Regions from separate parts of the Mus musculus genome. Here regions 1, 2 and 4 are each linked to region 3. The links are chromatin loops, found by intact Hi-C in ENCODE. Cell type or tissue: heart. All regions are shown on one strand. Links, peaks and the distances in the headings refer to the core of each region. The heading gives the core; the rest is flanking DNA. Region 1 overlaps Gm45916 (predicted gene, 45916). Region 2 holds the start of Gm22378 (a small nuclear RNA gene). Region 3 overlaps Arsg (arylsulfatase G). Region 4 holds the start of Slc16a6 (solute carrier family 16 (monocarboxylic acid transporters), member 6).

Region 1 (5,525 bases), core at 766-4,765, 110 kb after region 3:
CAAGCATTTGCTATAAAGGGCCAGATAGTAAACTCTTGAATCTTTTCTTATCACAGGATTCTGCCAAAACTATCCAGTGGCCATCATGTAGGGTCCGAAGCAGGCACAGACTGAAAACGAAGGGGGCATAGCTGCCTTCAACAATATTTTATCATGGGTGCAGAAATTTGAACTTCATAAAAATGACCATATGTGAAATATTTAACTGGGGGTGGGGATGGGGAATGGTATGGCATTTGTAGCCCACAATCTATTAAAATAAGATTTGGAGGGTCTGGAGAGATGGCTTGATAACACTCTTGCCGAGTACCCAAGTTCAATTCCCAGCGCCCAAGTTGGGCAGCTCACAACTGCAAGTAACTGCAGCTCTGGGAGATCTGACGCTGTCTTCTGGACTCCTTGGACACCAGCAAGCATCCACAAACACACACATACACACAAATACACGTAACTTAATACTAAGTAATCCTAGGAAGGAAGGAAGGAAGGAAGGGAGGGAGGGAGGGAGAGAGAGAGAGAGAGAAAGAAAGAGAGAGAGAGAGAAAGGAAGGGAGAGGGGGGATGGAGGGAGGGAAGGAAACAAGGAAGAAAACAAGGAAGAAAACAAGGAAGGAAGGAAGGAAGGAGGGAGGGAAGGAAGGAAGGAAGGAAGGAAGGAAGGAAGGAAGGAAGGAAACAAGCAAAATTTGGTGCCAGACTTGGTAGCATGCACTTATAATTCCAGAACCCAGGAGACAAATTCAAGAAGATCATGAGTTCAAGGACACCCTGCTCTACACAGTGAATTACAAAGTGGAGGTAGCACCAGGCAGTGAGGTCCCTGGGGAGCACTTTGGGTCCTGTCACCTACAAGAGTAAAAATGAATTCAGCTGCCTGCCCACCATAGTCTCTTATCCCTGCTCCATGTGTCTCCAACATTGCAATGGCTCTGAGCACCCCAGCCCTGAACACTAAGCTCTGACAGACAGAAAGGTGTTGCTGTTCCTGGTGGTGGCTCACGCCCGTAACGCCAGCACATGGGAGGCTGAGGCAAGACTGTCACAAGTTCCAAGTCAGTCTTCAAAAAGAAAGCATAATCAATCAAACTAAAATAAAAAATTCAGGAGTCACGATAGGGGCTAAAAAGACAGCGAAGAGTGAAGCATTTGCAGCACGGCTTGAGTTTAACCACAGAAGCCCACTGTGACCTCAGTCCTTGGGTGGGGGAGTGCGGCTCAGCTGCCCGCTGGTCGAGCTGAAAGAGCAAACCCCTGGCTCAGTGAGAGACCCTGCCTCAAAAGAATAAGGCGGGAAATAAATCAAGGTACCCGATCCTGACCTCTGACATCCACACACCCAAGCACGGGAGAGCCCACCTTTACACATGTGCACCCCCACAAATGCACAATGGATCATCAAAGTCCCTTTTCTAAACGTGTATTATTTTGGTACAAGAGAGATGGCTCAGCAAATAAAAGCACTGGCTGCTCTTCCAGAGGACCCAGGTTCGAGTCCCACCACCAACACAGCACCTCACAACAAACGGTAACTCCAGTCCCAAGGCATCCAATGTCCTCTTCCGTCCTCTGAGGGCAGCAGGCAGAGATGCAGTGCACGGGCATACATGCAGGCAAAATACCTACACGCATTAAAAGAATACATTTCCATTGTATTTTATGCATACGAGTGTTGTGCCTGAGTGTCTGTCTGTGTGTGGCTTGCGTACAGTGTCTGCAGAAGCCAGAAGACCTTGTCAGATGCCCTGGAACTGTTGTTGCAGACACTGTGAGCATCTATGTTGGTGCTCAGAATGGAACCTGGGTCCTCTGGTAGGGCAGCCAGTGCTCTTAACCACTGAGCAATCTCTCCAGACCCTCACCAAAGTAATTTTCAGATCATAGGTGTGAAAGTCAGGCAAGATCAGGCAGTTGCCAATGCATTAATTAACTGATTTTTTTTTCCATGATGACTCTCTTCAGCTCATTACTTTCTGTCCTTGTATTTAGACCATGTCCTTTCTGTACAAAGGTAGGATGTGTGCCTCTGTCTAGTTGCTAAGGTTATGTGCCCTTTTGAGACAAATGTGTGTGTTTATACTATGTTTCCAAACCCTTTAGCAATTTATCTCTTTTTTTTTTTTGAAGCAGGGTCTTATATAGCCCAGGCTAGTCTTCGACTGCCTATATAGCAGGGGATAACCTTAACCTTTTGATTCTCCAGCTGCCACATCAGTGCTGGGGTTATAGACATAGTTACTGTGCCCAGTTTTAGGGAGTGTTGGGGATTAAACCCAAGGCCTGGTGTATGCTAGGCAGGTACTCTACCAAGTGAGCCGTGGTCCCAGCACACAGAGTTATCGTTTTCACTCCCAGCAGTACATAGCTTCAGGACATTATTATATCTGGGGATCAAATGGAAAATACATCGCAAGTCTGAGTTTCAATCGGCTAAATTCAAGTCGCTTCCAGGTATATATTACACATAGATTCTGTATTCTGTCCAAAATAAACTAAAAATCAAAATCATCAGAATTCAGTTTCTCTCTTCCTCCCTCCCTCCCTCCCTCTCTCCCTCCCTCTGACTTGTCTGGGATGGCCTTGAACTCACTATCCAGCCAAGGACAGCCTTGAACTTCGGATCCTCCTGCCTCCATCTCTCAAGTGCCAGGGTTACAGACCAGTACTACCATGTCCGGCATGATTCTTACTTTTAAAAGCTCCCACATTCTGGAGTTCATTGATAAGCCATCCCGTGATTAGAAGCCACTGCTTTGAAGCTTTAAACAGTCATCAAACCCAGCTCATACGAAGGCAATTCTAACACATTACAGGCTGCGCCACTCCTCGAGATACACAGAACACAGAGGATTGGGCGGCTGTCCTCTACAGATGTGTCTCTAACACAGGTCTGCCATATCCAATAGGTGGGCCAGCCACCAAGGCACACTAGGTCCCCCTGGTGTTCATTTTTATAATGATTCTAACCACACAAGGCTAACAGTTTGAGTTTTCATGCAAAAACAAAAAACAAAACAAACAAAAACCCTATGCATTAAAAGCCAGATTCAAATGACGTCAGTGCACTTGGATCCCTTCCAGGGGAATTTAGACAGCAAGTCTGGCGCCCCAGAACGTATCGCCAACGAGTATTGAGAGCGAACACAACCCGGGCCATGCGTGTGTGTCACATATATTCACCTTTCCTGCCACTCAGGAAGACAAACAGGTTAAGGACCCTAGCAACTTTTTTCCTTAGGATCAAAGATGAAGTCCCTCCTCTCCCCTGACTGTTAGTCCTGTCTTTGTGAATGAACTCCTGCTGTGTAGTACCCACAGCACAGTGAGCTCACTCTGACCCCTCTTCTAAACTACGCCAACCTATGCTGTCTGCAAATCCCATCAGGACTACTGTCTGTCTGTCTGTCTGTCTGTCTGTTTGCTTGTGGTTTTATTTCTCTGGGAGGTGTTATTGAGACAAGGTCCACGTAGCTCAGGGTAGCCTCAAACTTGCTACGAGGCAAGGATGACCTTGAACTAATCCCCTCGCCTCTGCCTCCTAAGCCCCGGGATTACAGGCTTGTTGCCCTGACACCTGGCTCTTCTTTCTAAATATATCCAGGATCCGACTGAATTGCCATCCCTGCTTCTCTCTCTGAGCCAAGCTAAGGTCATCTCAACTGCATTATAACAATGATCTTCCAGCAACACCCTGACACCTCCTAAAATTCCCACACAGCAGCCATAGTGATCCTTTCAGAGCACACACTAACCACAACTCTTCAAGGATGAACCCTAGATAAGCCACATGGTGCTATTACTTTCTCCTCTGGTACAACTATGCCGACCACTGATCAATTCCCCCATCCCCACTCCTTGTTTCCTGGGGTGTTTAAACTGCACGTACGCCCGTGCACCACATACATGCAGTGCCCGAAGAGGCCAGAAGAGGGTATCGGACTCTCTGTTCCTGGAGTTACAGAGGGTTGGGAGCCGCCATGTGTCCACTGAGCCATCTCTCCCTTCAGTATGAATATGCTATATCCTTTTAATTTGCTTGATTCCAAATTTCAGCCCTAAGGAGGCATTCCTAACTGTCCTGTTAAAAAGGATATTTGGGACTGGGGGGCATGGCTCAGTTGGTATGAGGCTCACCTAGCATGCAGGAAGCCCAGAGTTCAATCCCCAGTGTTGCATAAAACCAGACGTGATGGTACATTCGTGTAGGGCGAAGAGTTAAGGCCATCCTTGACTACAGCAAGTTCGAGGTTTCCTGGACCACGTGAGACCCTGGCTCAACCCCCAATTTGCTTCTATTCTTTTACTCTGACTATACCATAAGAGCATTGGTTTCTTCCTCTACTTTCTCTCTCTTCCTCTAAAAAAACACTAGGGAAGACTTTTCTTTTTTTGTCTCTGCTATATCCTGAAGGGTTTGACAAGACCTAGCACATAGCCCCTGGTATTAAAACATTATTAAGAGACTAAACCATGTGAATGAGTGAGGTTTATTATCTTTCACTGATTGACAAACCCCTTTGTTATATGAGTTTTTAAAAATGGTATCTAGGGTCTGGAGAGATGGCTCAGCAGTTAAGAGCACTGCTTGCTCTTCCAGAGGTCCTGAGTTCAATCCTCAGCAACCTAATGGTGGCTCACAACCATCTATAATGGGATCCGATGCCCTCTTCTGGCCTGCAGGCATATGTGCAGATAGAGCATTCATAAGTAAATAAAGTGGTATCTATTTACAATGATAGCTTGAGAATCCGGTGCTAGCATAAAGTGCTTGGTGAGCCCCTGGAGGCTGAACACACTGTGCACAGAAACCACTGTTATTCCAAGACCGGAAGATGGGGTTCCAAGTGCCCATCGTGGGCATACTGTATGGTCTGTTGGCTGAAAGGGACAAGCCTTGATCAATGAGCAGAGCCCAAAGACAGAAGATGGAAAAAAAAAAAATGAATGCCATGTAGGTCTGCAAATGGACGGCTGTAAGATTAATATCTTACCCATGCAGATTTAGTTTTAACTCAGTCTGTTTCCTATCTGTGTGTGCACCTCCACCCACCTTGGCCCCACAGCCATGAAGCCCAAAATGGCCCAGAGCTTTCTAGATAAGAGTCCCACCTATGCTTAAATTTACAATTCTTCTGCTATAGCTTCATAAGTCCTGGAGTTTCGGGTGTATAGACGCATGCCTGGAGCCCAACAGATATTCACTAATACACGGAAACTGTACATAGTTCTGCAGCTCAGGGTGACATTTCAGTACACACATACACTGGGTAGTGAGGTCAAATTATAGTTGGCATAGCTATCATCGCATACATTTCATGTCTTTGTGTTGACAGCCTTCTGAGCCCTTTCTACTGGCTGTTTTACAATGCACATCTGGGCTGGATAGGTATGTGGCTCTGTGGTAGAAAGAGGCCTGTGCTCAGTCTCCAGAACTGCATAGGAACAAATAACATCTTGGCCTCTCTCTCTCTCTCTCTCTCTCTCTCTCTCTCTCTCTCTCTCTCTCTCTCTCTCTCTCTCATTTTTAT
Region 2 (5,525 bases), core at 621-4,620, 60 kb after region 3:
AGTAAAGGTAGCATAGCTCTAGAATCCATCTTCTTGGAAGAAACTGAGTTTCAGTGTAACTACCCTTCCTTGTGCAACAGGAATTGTGTCACACCAGACAACTTTTTTTCCAAATTACTCTGGGAATTTGCAGCTTGTTGTTAGACTCCCTGAAGTCTGACTCACTCTGCACCAGGTTTTCATTCTTATCTCTGAGCAGTTAGATACCCGTAGGGATCTCCTCACATATGAGCAAGTGACATTCCAGGAACAACTGTGACTTAGCTGCTGGTGAGCCTGCACCAGGACTTGTGTTTCTGCCACAAGCTGGGCACAGAGAAGCCATGCTGCCCTCATCTCAAACCCCCAAGTCCACCTACTTCAGTCAACCAACTAGAAACTGAGGCCTGAGCTTCAAGTATACAGATCCTTTGCTTGGAGATGGTCTCTCTGTGTAGCTCTGGCTGGCCTAGAACTCACAATGTAGATGAGACTGCCCTCAGACTCAGAGAGATGCCTGCCTCTGCCTCTCAAGTGCTGGGATTAAAGGTGTGGACTACACCACCCACCACTCCTGACCTATTGCATCACTTTAAAAACTCGTGTTGGTGCTGGAGGGGGGTGGGGTGGTCAGAGGACAATTTGTGGAGTTGGTTACCATTTTCTTCTCCTCCTCCTCCTCTTCCTCCCCCCTCCTCCCTCTCCTTCCTTCCTTCTCCCTCCTTCCTCTTCCTTCCCCCTTCTTCTTCCTCCTTCCCCTTCCTCTCTCCTCCTTCCCCTCCTCTCTCTTTCTTTTTCCCTTCTCCTCCATTCTCCTTCCCCCTCCTTCCTCCTCCTTCTTCCTCTTCCTCCTCCTCCTTGACTCACGATGTAGACCAGGCTGGCCTTGAACTCAGAGATGCCCCTGCCTCTGCCTCTGCCTCTGCCTCTGTCACCCAAGCACTGGGAATAAAGGTGTGTGCCACCGAGTGCACACTTTTTATTTTTCTTTCCACTTTTTCGTGAGTTCCAGAGATTAAACTTCAGTAATCAACTTTCTCAGTAAGTGCCTTTAAGCTCTCTCTCTCTCCAGCCTTGTACGTGACTTCTTGACTCTTCCTCTCAGTGCTGACATCGAGAATCCACAGGGCAGCACTCCTGAACTCCACGCTCTGCTCCATTTCAGCATGCTGACCAGACATCCTACCTCTGGTCCCCACCTCTTCAGTGTCTAACTTCTGCTCATTCATCAGAGCCCACTGCGCTCTGCCTCAACCTACCGTTTCAGAATCCTGAGCCCTTGCTGACTGACACAAGTTAGTTATGTCCCTCAGCAAAGACAGACTGGGGGCTGGGGGGACAGCTCAGTCAGTGCCGATCCTGCCATGAAAGTATGAGGCCTGAGTCTGGTCCCCAGAACCCACATAAAAAGCCATCCCAGCCCTGCAGGGGAAAAAACAGGAGGACCTCTGGGTATGGCCAGCCAGTCCAGCCAAGTTTAGTCAAAGAGAACCCCAGCTCCTCATGAAAGACCCTGGCACAAAATAAATAAATACGTAAATTGGGACATTCTGGTTAGGGGAAGACTAGCCAATAATAAATAGTAAAATAAATGTCATCTTTTAAGTAAGAAATTAATTAACTAATTAATTAATTTGGGGCCAGCAAGAGGGCTGAGCAGCTAAAGCCTGCCACACTTAGCAACCTGACTATGAGCTGAGATGTACACGACATAAATAACTCACACAGATTGTCCTCTGACACAGGCATGAGAGCGTTTTTATTTTTATTTTATTTTATTCTATTTCTTTGTTTGTTGTTGTTGTTTTGTTTTGTTTTGTTTTTGAGACAGGGTTTCTCTGTATAGCTCTGGCTGTCCTGGAACTCACTCTGTAGACCAGGCTGGCCTCAAACTCAGAAATCCACCTGCCTCTGCCTCCCAAGTGCTGGGATTAAAGGCGTGTGCCACCACTTCCCGGGTATTTGTTTTTTGTTTTTTGTTTTTTGTTTTTTTTTTTTTTTTTTTTTTGAGACAGGGTTTCTCTGTATAGCCCTTGCTGTCCCAGAACTCACTCTGTAGACCAGGCACCTCAAACATCACAGAGATCCTCCTGCCTCTGCCTTCTGCATGCTGGGATTAAAGGCACACACCTACACCCACAACCCCTATCACAGCTGGCTTAATAAATAATTTTTTCAATCAATAAAATAAAATGGACAGCTCCTGAATACTCACACCTGAGGTTGAACTCTGTCCGTTTGCAGACGCACGTATGCAGCCCTATCCACACCACTGTAAAAAGATCTCCTGAAGTTCAAACCCCAGCATCCCCAAATGGACCTCTGTGTGTGTCTCTAGTTTCTGCAGAATCATCCTGGAGTAGAGTGGGTCCTTGCCTAGTTTAACTGATGTCCGTGTTCAAAGAGAGGCAAGAGAGAAGACAGTGTGCAAAGAGCCAGACACGTACAGAGGGAGGATGTCACATGAAAAGGGAGACAGATTCCTGTGAGGTCACCATCAGTCCAGGTGGCCTGAAGCCAGCAGAAGCCGGAAGAAACTGAGGAATCCTGCCAACACTTTTGAAGGAGCATGCTCAAAACACCTTGATCATCCAGCCTGCAGGATGGCCAATTTCTAGGGTTTCCGGCTACTCAAAAGCATTAAAGGGACAAGCAGCTACCAGGGTGAGTGGCACAGGCCTGCGGTCTACACTGCTTGGAAGACTATGGAGAATGGAAGTTCAAGACCCAACAATGCAACAATGAGACCTTGTCTTCAGCTGGGGGTGAGGGGGCTGTCCTGGAAACTTGCTCTGTAGACCACCTGTCCTCAGACTCAAGAGATATGCCTGTCTCTGCCTCCCAAGTGCTGAGACTAAAGGCATGCCACCCAGTGAGACCTTGTCTTAAAAAGACAAAATGGGCTGGGGACAGAGCTCAGGGGCAGAGCACTTGCCTGATGTGCACGAAGCCCTGAGTCTGACATCCAGCACCACACAAAGCATGCAGACTGGGTGTGATGGAGCATGCCTGCCGCATGTGGGGTGAAGGCAGGAGGAGGGTGAGAGATTTAAGGACATCCTTGGCTACAGCACAGTGAGTTCAAGGCAAGCCTGGACCACAGGAGAATGCTCATTTCAGCAGCACACATACTAAAGTCAAGCAATACAGGGAAGATTAGCATGGCCTCCTGCTGCTGCAAGGATGACATGCAAATTTGTGAAGCATGCTAAACAGTTTTCACAATAACCCAGTTGTAGATTTGACCTAGGTATCCAACAAGACTGGCACAGACAAGGATGACACAACACACACACACACACACACACACACACATATATATGTATACACACACATATATATATATATATATACACACACATATATACACACACACATATATATATACACATATATATATACACACACACATATATATGTATACACACACATATATATATACACACACACATATATACATACATATATACACACATACATTCACAATGTAACTTTTTTCTTCAGTCAGAAAGAAGAATAAAGTGTTGTTTGCAGGAAAACGGACACACCTAGAAATAACCACACTAAGCAAATTCAGCCAATCACAGAAAGACAAGCATTATGTTTGTTTGTTTTCTCGGTTATTATATCAGATATTAAAGAAAGAAAGAGTTAGTTTAAGGGGACAAACAGGCCCAGGGAAGCAAAACGGGGCTACGAGGGGAAATATGTTCAGCATACAATACATACACTATGAAAACTTGAAAAGCTGAAGTATACATCTTAACAGGAAGGAAGATTGGAAGAATAACTCAGCTCGTCCCTTGCCTTGCCCTTTCAGAGTCCCAGGTACCCACACAAACCTATCGTTCTCACAGTCTTTGCTTCAACCCCCGAAGGCTAGCCTTGAACCCTGGAGGGCTAGCCTTGGCTTTGACTCTAGGAGCCTGTGACTCTAGGAGCTGGAGTGTGCACTCCTTTGTCAACATCTGTACCAAGGCCCTAAGAATCTCCTACCCTCCATGTGACTCCTGGATCTGCTGGTGTCTACCCCCCGCCACACACACACATGCACACACACACACAGAGGCACACACTCGTAGACACACTGTGGCCTCAGGACCTTCCCTGAACCAATCGAGCAGCATGACCTCCGCTGACCTTGTTGAGCCCAGGACCCAAACAGGATTATTCAGAATCCAACCCAGAGGCCAAATGTGGTGGTTAACACTGTTGGGGCACTGAAGCAAGAGGAATGCTGTAAATTCAAGGCCAGCCTGGGCTACATGGTAAGTTCCAGGTGAGCTTAGACTAGAGAATGATACCTTGTTATAGAATACAACACAACAAAGCTAATTCTGGCACTTTCTGAATCAGAACGGGAAATAACTCCTTTCTCCCGTGCTTCTCAACACAGAAGGATGTAGCCTCGGGAGAGGAAAAGCCACATTTCCTGTCTCATGGAGGCACTTGAGAGAGAATGGGCAAGCTGAAACAGCCCCTCTCCCCAGGCGAAGTCCTTGAGCCGAGCCTGTATTTTTTGTTCGTGCGCTGGCTGAGCTGGGTTGGGCCACAGTACAGCTATGGAGACTTGAACTGTAGTGTCAGTAATGGAGGACGGGAACCTGGTGGCTCACTGAGAAGGTGGACAGCTCTGCTGCAGTGCGGGAGAACAGAAAACACACACACGGCACTCTTCCAGTGTGTGCACCAGGAAGCACTCCTCCAAAGAAGTCATGTGCGTTTTCAGGCTCCATCACAGAGAGAAATGATTGCCTAAGCCACACCCTGTATGTGTTTATTATATCAGCCAGAGGTAATAAAGTGGGCCGGGGAAGGAAATATCTTGATTAATTGTTATTCCAGCTTGCTCATCCGTAACTTCTGTCCCGAGCGAGACGTCTCTGTGGACATATTAATGTCACCTTCTTGTAGAGCACCAGAGCACACATGTATCCCCAGCAAGATGTAGCTTTGAGCTCCTTTACAGACTGTGGGTTCTAGACAGAAGGGATATCTGATGGCAACTCTGGCCCCAGAGGCACCACCTTGGTGCAGTGAGGCTCCTCCAACAACATCTGGCACATGAAAAAAAAATCTTCAGAAGAGAAAACACAAACGCCTAGGAAAGCCTGGCCAGTACCCATCTCTCCACTTCCCTAAAACGCACAGCTTTAAGACACGGCCCGTGTGCTACCTTCCCACCCCATCCCTCCAAGGCCACCATGCCCATTTGCTGGGGACTAATGAATAAGCATTAACCCAGCCTTGTTATTTGGGACGCTTTCTTTTGCTGTGGTTGTTCTTCTCCAAGTCTATCTGGGCAGGCTCAGGCCAGTTCGCCAACAGGGGTTCTCATTAAAGTCTGCGGATACATTGTAAAGCAAAGCTGGAAATGGGAGGCCAGACATTACAGCAGGCTGCTAGCAAGAAAATCAGTACAAATTAAGACACAGCTAGGAAGTAGCCAAGCAACTTGCCCTTGCATAAATTATGTGTATTAGAATTAGAGAAAGAGCGCTGGAAAGTGCCACAGAGAGACATCACACTGCAGGCTGCAAGCGTGC
Region 3 (5,525 bases), core at 501-4,500:
AGATAGGAGGCAGAGCAAGCAAGAATCTGTTAGAAGCTCAGTTAGGGCCAACTGCGTACACAGCACGGCAATGGAGATCGCACCTCGGCAAAGCGGAAGGTCAGAACGGAGTTGGCACTGACCTCTACATGCAGATGTGGGACATGCACTACATACATACACCTCCCCATACATGTACTACATACAACATACATACATACATACACCTCCCCATACATGTACTACATACATACATACATACACCTCCCCATACATGTACTACATCCATACCTACATACACATGAAAGAAAATTATGCTAGGTGTCATGGTCTACTTCATCCCTAACATCCCTTCTCCATACTCCTGGATACTCCCCGACAAGCACAGGCCTGTAGCTGATGTTGGCCTTCTCCTGGGAGCCACTGTGAAACAGTACTGAAGAAGGAGGATTGAGCTACAACTCTGTGTGTCTGCAAGACCTCACTGGCTAAGTCAATCAGACTGTGGGCCCAATGACCACTCTGGAACCTGCAGGGGAGGTTGTGTGTCAGCGCTTTTTTAATTTGACAAATTTAAAATTCCAACCCGGCCACAGAAGTGCTTTAAACAACTCTCAGGCCCTTCTCTCAGCTGAGTGTCTTGTGGCTGCCCATGTCATGCACCCAGGAGTCCTATGTGCACCTGCCCCTCAGGGGCAGAAAGCAAACTGCCAACAAAGATGGCTTCCATATATCCTGGGGCTTGCAATGAAGCCCACCTGAAGATCTCTGTAAAATCTAGCTTCTACTGCCTCCAGAGACTCTCTCTCTCTCTCTCTCTCTCTCTCTCTCTCTCTCTCTCTCCAGCAAGAATGCCTGCCATAAGAAACGTAAGATTTCTCCAGCACTAAGCACAACTTCACCTCTGAACCTTTTATTGCAGTACAGGGAATCGAACTCGGGCCCACACACAGGCTAGGCAAACACTCTTCCCCTGCGCTACAGCTCCAATACAAGCCTAGCCTGAACGCAGACACCTATGACTCAGTCCTACTGAACTGCTGAGGAAATCTTTCCTGATTCAGTCAGACATGGAAGAAGTTCCCTACAGAGTGGAAATACCTAATTCAGAGGTCCCCAGGGAAAGAGTTGGTAGGAAATAGACGGCCAGCATCCTTGGTAGGTTGGTGGGTTTGGGATGGAGGCATGAGACTACCCTGGTATGAATCATGTCCATATATATTGCTGGGAAGACATTTACATGATTCAAAGATTCCGTGGGGCTTGGGGGAAAAAATAATGAGAAACATCTGTTGGAGTGGGAAGCAGCTGCCCACCCCACCTCCCACCCCCAGCTTCAGTACCCTGAGAGGATGCCGCCCTGGCCAGGGCTTCCCAACACCTGCTGCTGCCCGTTCCATCAACCCTCCAAACACCCCCCAGCAAGCTTCCTCTAAACAAGAAAGGAAGTCATTACTGAAAACCTCACTCCTTCCATTCCAGAAAGCCATGCCTGACACTCCTTTTTTTTTTCCTTGATAAAGGCAAAGGTAGGGGGGATGGGGAGGACATGGACCATCCTGTATCCCCCACCTGTGATATGTTCAGACCCCCCAGAAAACACAGTCAAGGTTGAGCTCTTCAAACCATGGGTACCCTTTGGGTGCTCAGCAACAGAAACTCCCTAAGGAGAGCCTGCCACATTCAAAGGACAAGTGACATTAGCAGAAATTTCCAGAACCTAGGGAGGAAAACTGGGATGGCCTATGCTTAGAGTTGGGGGTGGGTTCTGAGACACTCATATAAGCCACCCTACTTTGAGCAGACTAATGACAGCTTTCTTGTTTACATCAACATAGGAAGAACACTGGTAAGCTGACACGCAATCATGGCTGAAGGCACTTCCTCTCCAGATGTCTGCTCCACAGTTCAAAGCTGGCTGACTTTATCTTCTACAAACTCGCACAGAATTCTTGGCTCCCACTCTTTCCTATGTGCTAGTCTGCCTTGCTACACTTTCGTTGTTTTGATAAGCACTGGAGCGTCGCCCTGGGTAGTATTGTTCCCAGAGGTGTTCTCCTCCACCCCATCAGGAAGGGGCCTGCACACCTTCAAAGCAGGGAAGGGGGAGGGGTGTCAATCATTCACACATCACTCTCGGTGACATTTTTCACCACTAGGGGCCTCCCTAAGAGAAGTGACGGGTATTCGTGTTTCCTTGATGCATTGGCCTCTGGAGTGCCGAATTAGCCCACAGCTGCCCCATGTTGGAGTGTTCTATGCAGATGCAGACATCATGAGGAAACTGTCCCTTTGTTGACAATATTTGAACCTGGTCATGAAGAACATGACTCTCCCACCCATGTTGTCACCACCTTCGGCTTCCATCTTGGAATCAAGAATAGAATAGAAAGTGGATCACTAGGTCCTAGAATACATACCCTTCCCCTCTCAGGCTCTTAGCCCTCTCTCTTCATGGTTCCTCTCACTGCCCCATTCATATGCCCACTGGTGTCAGATACAAGGGGTTAAAATATGCAAAGCATGCAGCTACTGTGGGCTTGGAACATCACAGACACAACCTTCCTAGAGGGAATGAGGTCATGGATATGAAAACTAGTAGCTAGTGATTTTCTTTTAAGCCTTCTCATCCCATGGCCCTGGGAGATGGATGAAGATATGTGGTTCTAAGCTGCTTCTCTCTTCATCTCTGGACTATCCTTGCAATATAGATAAGCCAGCTGTTGAGAGGCATTTACATAGTGTTTTGTGCCAACCATCAATACGGCTGTGGGTGGATACAAACTGCATTGATTAAGAGGTGGTACATGGGTGGAAAAGATGGCTCAATGGTTGAGAACAGTCAATGCCTGCTCTTACAGAGGACCTGGGTTTGGTTCCCAGCACCCATACTGAGGTTCGAAACTGTATGTAATTCCAGTCTCAGAGGATCATATGTCTTTGATGACTGTGGGCACTGTATACATATAGCACACACATACACTCAGGCATACACAATGAACATAAAAATAAACATTTTAAAGAGATACATATGTACTGTATAGAGAGATGGATGGATGTGTGCATATTTACAAAAATCATTTGTTTTGATCTCCTGGCTTCCTCTAAAACTATTATAAACCCAAGACAATTCAATCTCTTCATTTCAACAGTTTAGGCTGACCGGAAAGGACCAAACTCAAATCTGTGGCCATCAACAAGTCCTATTCTTAAATTCCAAAGCGGTCTTATCTGGAGTGTCACGTGCACACTAGAAGAAGCCGGTGTGAGGCTGGGCACCAAACCCACATGGGATTACCTTTGAAGATACCATCGGAAGCTCTCTGTAGGCAGCAAGCTGGCTGCCTCTCGCTAGGTCACAGGGTGTAAGTAAACAGGCTCCCACTTGAACTAGGTCACCAATACAATGTAGGTTTCCCGAAGGTGTCAGGACTTGTGTCTGTTTCTCCCACCCTAATTCCTGGACCTAACCCAGTGACTCTACGCAAATCGGATGCCAAAGGAAGACAAGGCTCTGTCCGGGAACGGAAGTTAGCCCGTGAAGGAGCTATCGTCCACGGGAGGCCTGACAACGTCAAGATCACTTCCTGGTGACCCCAATTACTCTATCAGTAGCCATGGCAATAAACACCCAGAAGCACCTCTCCAGAGGAGTCTTGGCTAATACTGCCAGCATCGTATGCTACTGACTTCCAGCTGAAGGCGGAAACAGTCTTCCTGTTTTGTGCTTCTCAGAATGACCAGGCCTGGACAACACAGCGTTCTACAGAGACAGGCATTCTGGGGTGAACCCAAGAACCCTTCAGAGGACTGTTGTGGTCTAGTCTGACAAGCCCTAAGAACTTCATCAATGTGTGCAAGAGTGTAGTGGTCCACTCAAGGCCCAGGTTCTGGCTTTAGTAATTACCAGCAACAGTAGCCATGAGCACATTTCTCCCGTGTGACCCCTCAAAGACTTAAACAGACCTTCTGAAGCATAGGTTTCCAATGGGGGAGCTGGTTGCTCACTGGGCCTTCCTAGGGAGTTGGGGAGTCTCTGATCTCCTCCTTCTCTCTCTGACTTCCTCTTCCTCTTAGGAAAACGCAGGGAAGTGACAGGGAAAACCCAAGAGGACTGACATTTCCTGGCTGCTAATTTGGTACTTCAGAGCACTCTGAGGAGGGGACAGCATCTGAGGTGATGCTGGAAGGATAGAGGCCCAAAGTCATTGCTGGGGGGGCTGCTGATTGAGAAACAGGCGGACAGCTATGGTGGCACGTATCTGCAATCCTAGCACTCAAAGGGCCGAGGCTATCAGGAGTTCAGGGTCAGCCTGTTGCAAGAGCATCTTTTGAAAGTAAACAAGTAAACAACAGCAAAACAACAAGATGCAAAGTATGTCCTGAGACACACACACACACACATACACCCGAGAGCTGGGAGTATGTTGGGAATATGGAGGGAGACCCTACTGACATTCATTCATTCATTCTTCATTCATTTATTCATTCACTTTTCATGCACTGGGTGCTGGCTAAGTACAGATGCTGTTAGGTACGTGAGAACTAAAACCTAAACCCAGCAAATGGGATCCTTTCCCCCCCCCCCCCCCGAGAGTTTACATTCCAGAAGAGCCTAGAACTGGACAGGAATCTTATCCAACAAAAATATGCTGGGTGCCCAAATTATGTCAGAAAACTGAACGTGGACAGAAGAATAAAATTAAGCCTTAGAGATAATACTCACATATCTCTACAGTAAACCAAAATGTTGAATGAATATAAATACAAATCTGGACTAACAGACTGAATTGTTGGATGTAGTTCGTCTCTGAAATTCATCACTGGGATTTTTGCCCAGGGTCTTCCTTCATCAGCCACTGGCATGCACCTTCTGGGGGGTGGTCATTTGTATCAAAGTAGTAGGCGTGAGTCGTGAGACACAGTCCAGACACAAGCTTCCTCCACTTACCCTGTGCCCCATCTGTGACTTGCCAAAGAGCACCTCAGAGACATCCCGTCCATCAAATTTCCGGTTTGGGGGCAAGCTGGCTCCTGCCAGAGCTATCACGGTGGGGAAGATGTCTAGCAAGCTGCAGAAAGAACAAGGTACAGTTTTTCTCAACTCTTCCAAGTCTTTCTCCAGCCCTCCTATGACCGGAACCTACCTGCCCCAGACCAGGACAAAAGCAGGCCACCTCTCCTAAAGCCAGCCCAGTTTATTTCTCTTTGGAGCTCTTTCTGAGATTTCTGCTTTAAGAGGCAGGATGTGGCCAGACGCCGTATAGGTTCAAGTCCAGCTGTACCACTTATGTGACATCTACTGCCTCAGTTTCCTGTCCTGTAAAACATGTGGTTTAATAACAATAGCTGCCTCACAGGGGTGCGTGCGTGCAAGACACTCAGAGAAGATAAGTCTAAGACAAAGCCGGGCACTTGCTGGTTGTTTGTCTGATAATTACTAACAGCGCCACACCTTTGAACCCCCAAAACTAAGAGCTGGCCACGGTCTTATCAGGAATAGCACGTGGCAGGGTGGCGGGTGTCTGCAAGAAAACACTCAGCTC
Region 4 (5,525 bases), core at 968-4,967, 88 kb after region 3:
TGGCTATCCTGGAACACAGAGAAACCCTATCTGGAAAAACAAAACAAAACCAACACATCAAATCACATGGGTGCTACTTAATTCAGTATCGGAACCAACACAGATGTAAAACAATGAGTTATAATAAAATAGCAATAATACACTTTTTTTTTTTTCAAGACAGTCTTTCTCTGTGTAGCCCTTGCTGTCCTGGAACTCACTTTGTAGACCAGGCTGTCCTTGAACTCAGAAATCCGCCTGCCTCTGCCTCCAAGTGCTGGGATCAAAGGCGTGCACCACCACTGTCCCCGTGAAGTAATACATTATTAATAATTAATTCTACCTGGCTGCTGTTACTGCCCTCCACAGCCTGGTTTTATCCAGTCATTCATTCATTGATGTCTAGGACTTTGGGCACTATCTAAGTTTTAAACTCAGAGGTTGAGAAAACTCAAGAGGTAGGCATCACGGCACATGCCAGCGTTTTCAGTGCTTGGGAGGCACAGTCAGAAAGATTGCAAGCCCAAGATCAGCTGAGCTCCATCTTTAAAACGTGTCTTAAAATCGTGCCATTTCCAGCCAGGCAGAGCGTATTGTGCCTGTAGTCACAGCTACAGTGCAGGATGAGGCTGGTGGACGGGTTGAAGCTAGGCGGTGCAGACCAGTTACAGACAGACCTTGGTTAAGAAAAAGAAGCCTGCGACAGGCGGTGGTGGTGCACGCCTTTAATCCCAGCACTCGGGAGGCAGAGGCCAGCCTGGTTTCAAAGCTGTCTTGAAAAAACCAAAAGAAAAAGAAAAAAGAACCCTGCGATCCCATCACTTTGGAGGCCGAGACAGGAGGATCTTCAGTTTTAGGTTAGTCTTGGCTTGGCTAGTGAGATCGTGTTTTTTAAAAACAAACAAACCAGGATTTGGGGGGGGGGGGGTCAAATATAAGTTTGAAGCCAGCGTGGACTACACCTGTCTGGGATGGGGTAAAGGTTTAATTATTCCCACAAATTTGCCAGTTATTATTCAGTGGTAGCCTGGCTGGACTACAGTGACCAGAGTAACACACTCTGCACCAATACACCTGCCTCCTCACTTAGCCACACCAGAGCCTATTGACAGCACTGGGTGACTGCATTCCCAAATCCTGGGGGAAATGACAGAGCAAGGAAAGGTTTTTATTAAAATTTTGAACCGGTGCTCCTCCCGGTGGGTGGCGACCCTTCAGGCACACTCCCAAAGTAGGTTCTCTGCAGTTTCTAACATCAGAAAGACAATCTCTGAGCCACAATCAACCGACGTGGGTTGCCTAAGTCTGAGGGGGGAAGGGGGGGGAATGCAGAGGAACAGGGCTTTTGCTGTGAGGCAGTACCCAGTTTTTCTCCAGAGGTGTGAGATGGAGTCCAGGAAACCAACTTTGCGCCCCCTCTGGCTCTGAACAGTCCCTAATCCTCAGACACGCGCTGTCCTCAGGAATAACTCGGGCTTCTCCGGAAGCATCCATTTAGTTCATAGTGACCTTTGGGATCAGGGGGCTTGGAGGTTTGGGGGTCTCGATCCCCCCAGAAGCCTCCTGGGGGGGGGGGGGGTTAAGGCTGCCGTGCACCTGTGCTCACGCCGCCTCCCGCCTAGGCGGGTGCGCGCGCACGGAGAAGCGGAGATGCTGACTCAGCCAGGCTTCTCCCATCTCTTTCGCGCAGCGCGGATGCTGGCGGCTGGTGGCTGCTGCGGCTGCAAACAAGGCAGCACGGGGAGGGGAGGCGGGGGAACACGACAGTGCACCGGCAGCAACCCAGCCGCGGGCTCCTTAGGGCCCATTGCGGCACTTCCCCCCGCATGCCCGGAAGGGGAACTGGCGGGGCGCGCGAGTTGACGAAATTTGGGGGGGAAGTGGTCTCTAGAGGAGGAACTCGGGATCCCGCGCGTGCTCCGCTCACACCCAAACTGGAAGGAACCTGTTCAGTCCGGGACCAGGGACGCGCGGGACCAGCCCAAACGCGCGCCTCCCCTGCCCTCCCAACCCCCCCTCCCCAGCCTCCTCACTGGCTCCCCAAATCCTCAGGGCGCGGGCGGACCCGGGAGCTGCGCTCGGAGAGGGGGTGCAGGGGCGCACTCGGTCGCCCCGGGCTCGATCGCGCTCCCGCTCGCACTGCAGCTAAGTGCCGGGGTCCGATCGGGCCGGGATCACACGGGCACGCGCGGATGAGGGGATGAGGGCGTCGGGCCAAGGACCCCAGAGGCGTCGGCGGGGATGGGCGACCCGCGATGACAGCGCGGTTACCTTCCGTGACCCCCAGCCCCGGCAGCCGGCAGGCGGGGCGCGTGCCTTGCGCGGCCCCGATCCACGTGGGCCCGCGCGCGCGCACCAGGCCGGCCCCCTCCTTGCAGGCGCTCGGCGCTCCCAGCACATGGTCGGCGGCGCGCCCCCGAGGCCGGCGGAGACCGGCTGCAGCCGGTATAGGATAAGAGATAGGCAGAGAGAAGCGGGGCCGGGGCGCGGGCGGCGGCACGCACGGCCCGGGAGGAGGCGACAGGGTTGGGGGGCGGGGGGAGGGTGTGGCTCGGGTGGCCGAGGCTGGCGTGGGTTGGGGGCCAGGGTACTCCAGGCTCCCCGCCCGGAGCCAACTTGATAGAGACTCTGGCCCACGCCCTAAGGGGTTAAACCTTTTTCTCATGTTACGGAGCGGTTTATAAGAAGGCTCCGGAGGCCCAGCCTCCGCCTTATTGGGTGCCTTTTGGGGTTTATTCTCTTCCCTTCTAACTTGGTGAGTTGGTTTTATTATTTTACACGCTTAAAAGTTTGATTGTGGGGTATGGGTGTTTGTTTGTTTGTTTTTTAATATGTGTTGGGGCCTTTTTTTTTTTTTTAAGGGCGGGGAGGAGGAAAGCTTTTAACATTTTAAAGAGGTTAATCCGAAAAATATTCTGACAGTTGGGAGTGTTCGGAGCCACTGGGATGACGCGCTCGGGCAGTTGTGGGCAACTGAGAGTTGAATGTCCATGACCCTAAGTATAGATGGGTTCCAGGAAATACCTTAAAGGGTGCCCTGGCCTTTGATCGTCCCCAACCCGGGGTGAAAGGAGCCAGGCTGTGAGGCGAGTCCGGCGACCGTCTCAGACCCTCTCTGGATTTTCCTCATGAAGTTGCCGGCGCGTCAGCAGAGCGAAATGTCAGAGAGGTACCTTCCTTCCCCGGGCTCGCGCGCGCACCCAAGGCGGCCACTGAGGCAGCACGAGGGAAAAGTGGAACTTCGGGTCTCCATCCCTGTTACCCCCCTCCCCAGGGCGGTCCCGGAGAGAGACAGATTTCCCTTCGGAGCGTGGGTCCCACACCTTGCCGGGCTGCACTGTCACCCGCTTGCTGCCTGCTGGTCGGTCCCGCACAACTTCCAAGGTCCGCCGGGCTACCAGCGGCAGCAAAGTGTCGTGCAGCTGAACGGCTCCAGGCGTGGGGGGAGAATGATTTTAAAGAGGAAATAGGTTAATTTCCTTCTGGGTTGTTCTCAATCCCTGCACCGCAGCAGACAAGTGATAGAAGTTTGTTAGATGGCGTGTAAAAATGTCATCGAACAACAGGGTAGGGGGGAAGATCGTAGGAATTGAGGAACCCATTACAACTCCTTAACCTGGAAGCTGGTGGTTTGTACAGCTAGGCACTGTGCTGGCTGCTTTTGACGGGAAGGGGATTTCTACCTTAGGATTGAGATTTCAGCCTCTGGTGATCTGACTGGTTTTTTTTGTTTGTTTGTTTGTTTGTTTGTTTTGTTTTGTTTTTTTTACAAACCATTCTGATGAGTGTCTAGCTACAAGAAAGTGCCAGTTCCTATACTAAGGTCTTCCCGTGTGCCAAGCACTGTTAGGTGGCTCGGGGGTTGGGGAGAATACAGTGGTGAAACACCTTTCCTGGTAATTAAGGGACCAGCGGCACCCGGCACCGTCAAAGATAGAAACTGACAGTATGTAAATAAACAATGCAGTCAAGTGGAAAACTGGTCTTAATGAGTACCACTGGCCCTGAGTTTTCCTTCTGCGGTTTCCAGAAACAGGACTTTTCCTCAGTGGAACTCCAGAGGAAGACACTTAAATTAGGGGCTTGGGTTTCAACTCGATGGTCTTGCAAACCGGGTGAATAGCTTGTAGCCAGTGATTCATTCAAACGTGGCTGAGGCCGTTTAGCAGGTTAGAGTTGGGGAAGTTTTGTTTTTTATAGAGAGAATTCAAACGAACTTCCCACACACACATGCAGACTGGTCCAGACAACTGAGGCTAGAGACAACTTGTCAGAAGCTGTATACTCCGGTCTACATCTTGAAGGAGCTTCGAAGTGCCTCTGTTCTGCTGACACCAGCAGCCGCCAGCTCATTGCCTTCTAAGCTTGTCTTTTGAACTTCGCCCAGAACTGACCCTAGACTAACCCCAGAGACTGTATGATAATCCAGTATCTTTATGTCTTTTTGCCAAATCCTTACAACAAATTAAATCACAGTGAATGTCCCAGGTAATTATAAATCTCCAAGTCCTGTAGGACACCCATTTAAGGCCTGCTTCCTTCACCCTCTCAGGGAAACAGGCTTATTATCCTGTAGCCCAAACTGGCTTGAGACTTACTGCGTAAAGAAGCCTGCTTCAACACATAGCCCACTTCCTGTCTTGGCTTCCTGAGTGTAGCTGTCTATAGGTCTATAAGCAAAGAACTTCACTCCAGTTTGTTTTGTTTTATATTCTCTCCTTTTTCTTTTTTGACAGAGACATAAGGGTAACCAAAAGCTACTAGGAAATACACTAAACTGTCCAGCCTTTTTTTTTTCCATCAGAAGGACATTGGGGGGTCTTGGGTGAAAAGCCAGCAGGCGCTTACTCAGAATAACAGAACTATCTAATGGGGAAAAACCTAGAAATCGCCTTCACAGATGCAATTTAGCCATCAGGAGATTTCTGCTAGTCCGGAACCACTGCCCAAAGGGTTTCCAGAAGATAAACCCACACTGGGCTAATCTGTAGGTGGTAACTCAGAGTCAGTCGGGGTCAAAGGCCATCCCTTGGGATTGCCTCTTCTTAGGGGACAAGCTTTGGACTCAGAACCTAGTTAGATTCAGAATCTACGTGTTGGGAACACTGAACATCAAGAAGAGAAGCCGTGGCCGGAGACCAATCAGGTTGTTTAACCAGCTCTGCCATTTAAAGCCCCACAAGGTGTTTCCCATCAGATACAAAACCAAACGGACTGGTAGTTTTCGCAGTCTGTAATTTGTGGAGGCCTTTGAGTCGTCAAGTTGAAAGGTTGGGCCTCGGTTGCTTTGTGCACAGTGTGCACAGTGTGACGGTTCGTAGAGCCCAGTGGCCTGTTGGTTAAATGGCAGGAGGAAGAGCTAAGCAAACTGCTTATTCTGCAGCCAGACACTTCCTCGTTTTAAAAGGCATGAGCTGTGTGTTGTTTTGGGGGCACCCCCAAGTCTCTTATTTTGTTTAGTAAACTTTGAAGAGGACTAGTTTTGTTTCTGTTGCTTGTTAGTGTTTATTTCCTTTGATTGTTTTTGTATTTTGTTTTTGGTGTTT

What was found. A loop is a pair of places that touch in the nucleus more often than their neighbours do. Peaks named below come from ENCODE experiments on the same cell type or tissue, not always from the same donor. Only the 100,000 strongest peaks of a DNase experiment are listed, where the experiment ranks them.
Region 1: a loop joins it to region 3, with 2.9 times the contacts of the local background. A loop is called at or near these places in 7 of 42 quality-filtered maps.
Region 2: it touches region 3 in a loop (2.2-fold over the local background); 5 of 42 quality-filtered maps call a loop at or near these places.
Region 4: a loop joins it to region 3, with 2.0 times the contacts of the local background. A loop is called at or near these places in 3 of 42 quality-filtered maps.

What each region holds. Positions count from the first base shown.
Region 1 is chr11:109,443,196-109,448,720 of GRCm38, reverse strand. All of the region lies in intron 1 of Gm45916 (predicted gene, 45916), which reads right to left. Among named protein-coding and RNA genes, the nearest start is that of Gm45916, 5.9 kb to the right of the region's middle. In heart, for the core only: CTCF peaks have their summits at 2,952 (motif pointing left), 3,928 (motif pointing right) and 4,674 (motif pointing left); no DNase peak of the experiment used is centred there; H3K27ac peaks cover 918 bases.
Region 2 is chr11:109,497,386-109,502,910 of GRCm38, reverse strand. The region is part of intron 4 of Arsg (arylsulfatase G); the gene reads right to left. It overlaps Gm22378 (a small nuclear RNA gene), which reads left to right and starts at 3,087; the gene lies at 3,087-3,197. In heart, for the core only: no CTCF peak of the experiment used is centred there; a DNase peak (open chromatin) is centred at 2,490; H3K27ac peaks cover 638 bases.
Region 3 is chr11:109,557,477-109,563,001 of GRCm38, reverse strand. Arsg (arylsulfatase G) reads right to left here. Exons shown (of 14, transcript NM_028710.3): 12 at 4,931-5,051. Among named protein-coding and RNA genes, the nearest start is that of Gm39442, 18 kb to the left of the region's middle. In heart, for the core only: a CTCF peak has its summit at 2,137; DNase peaks (open chromatin) are centred at 2,061 and 3,541; H3K27ac peaks cover 1,823 bases.
Region 4 is chr11:109,470,147-109,475,671 of GRCm38, reverse strand. It overlaps Slc16a6 (solute carrier family 16 (monocarboxylic acid transporters), member 6), which reads left to right and starts at 2,074. Exons shown (of 6, transcript NM_001029842.2): 1 at 2,074-2,424. The coding sequence starts at 2,180. It overlaps Arsg (arylsulfatase G), which reads right to left and starts at 2,298. Exons shown (of 14, transcript NM_028710.3): 1 at 2,251-2,298. In heart, for the core only: a CTCF peak has its summit at 3,398; DNase peaks (open chromatin) are centred at 1,771, 2,391 and 3,196; H3K4me3 peaks cover 3,921 bases; H3K27ac peaks cover 2,904 bases.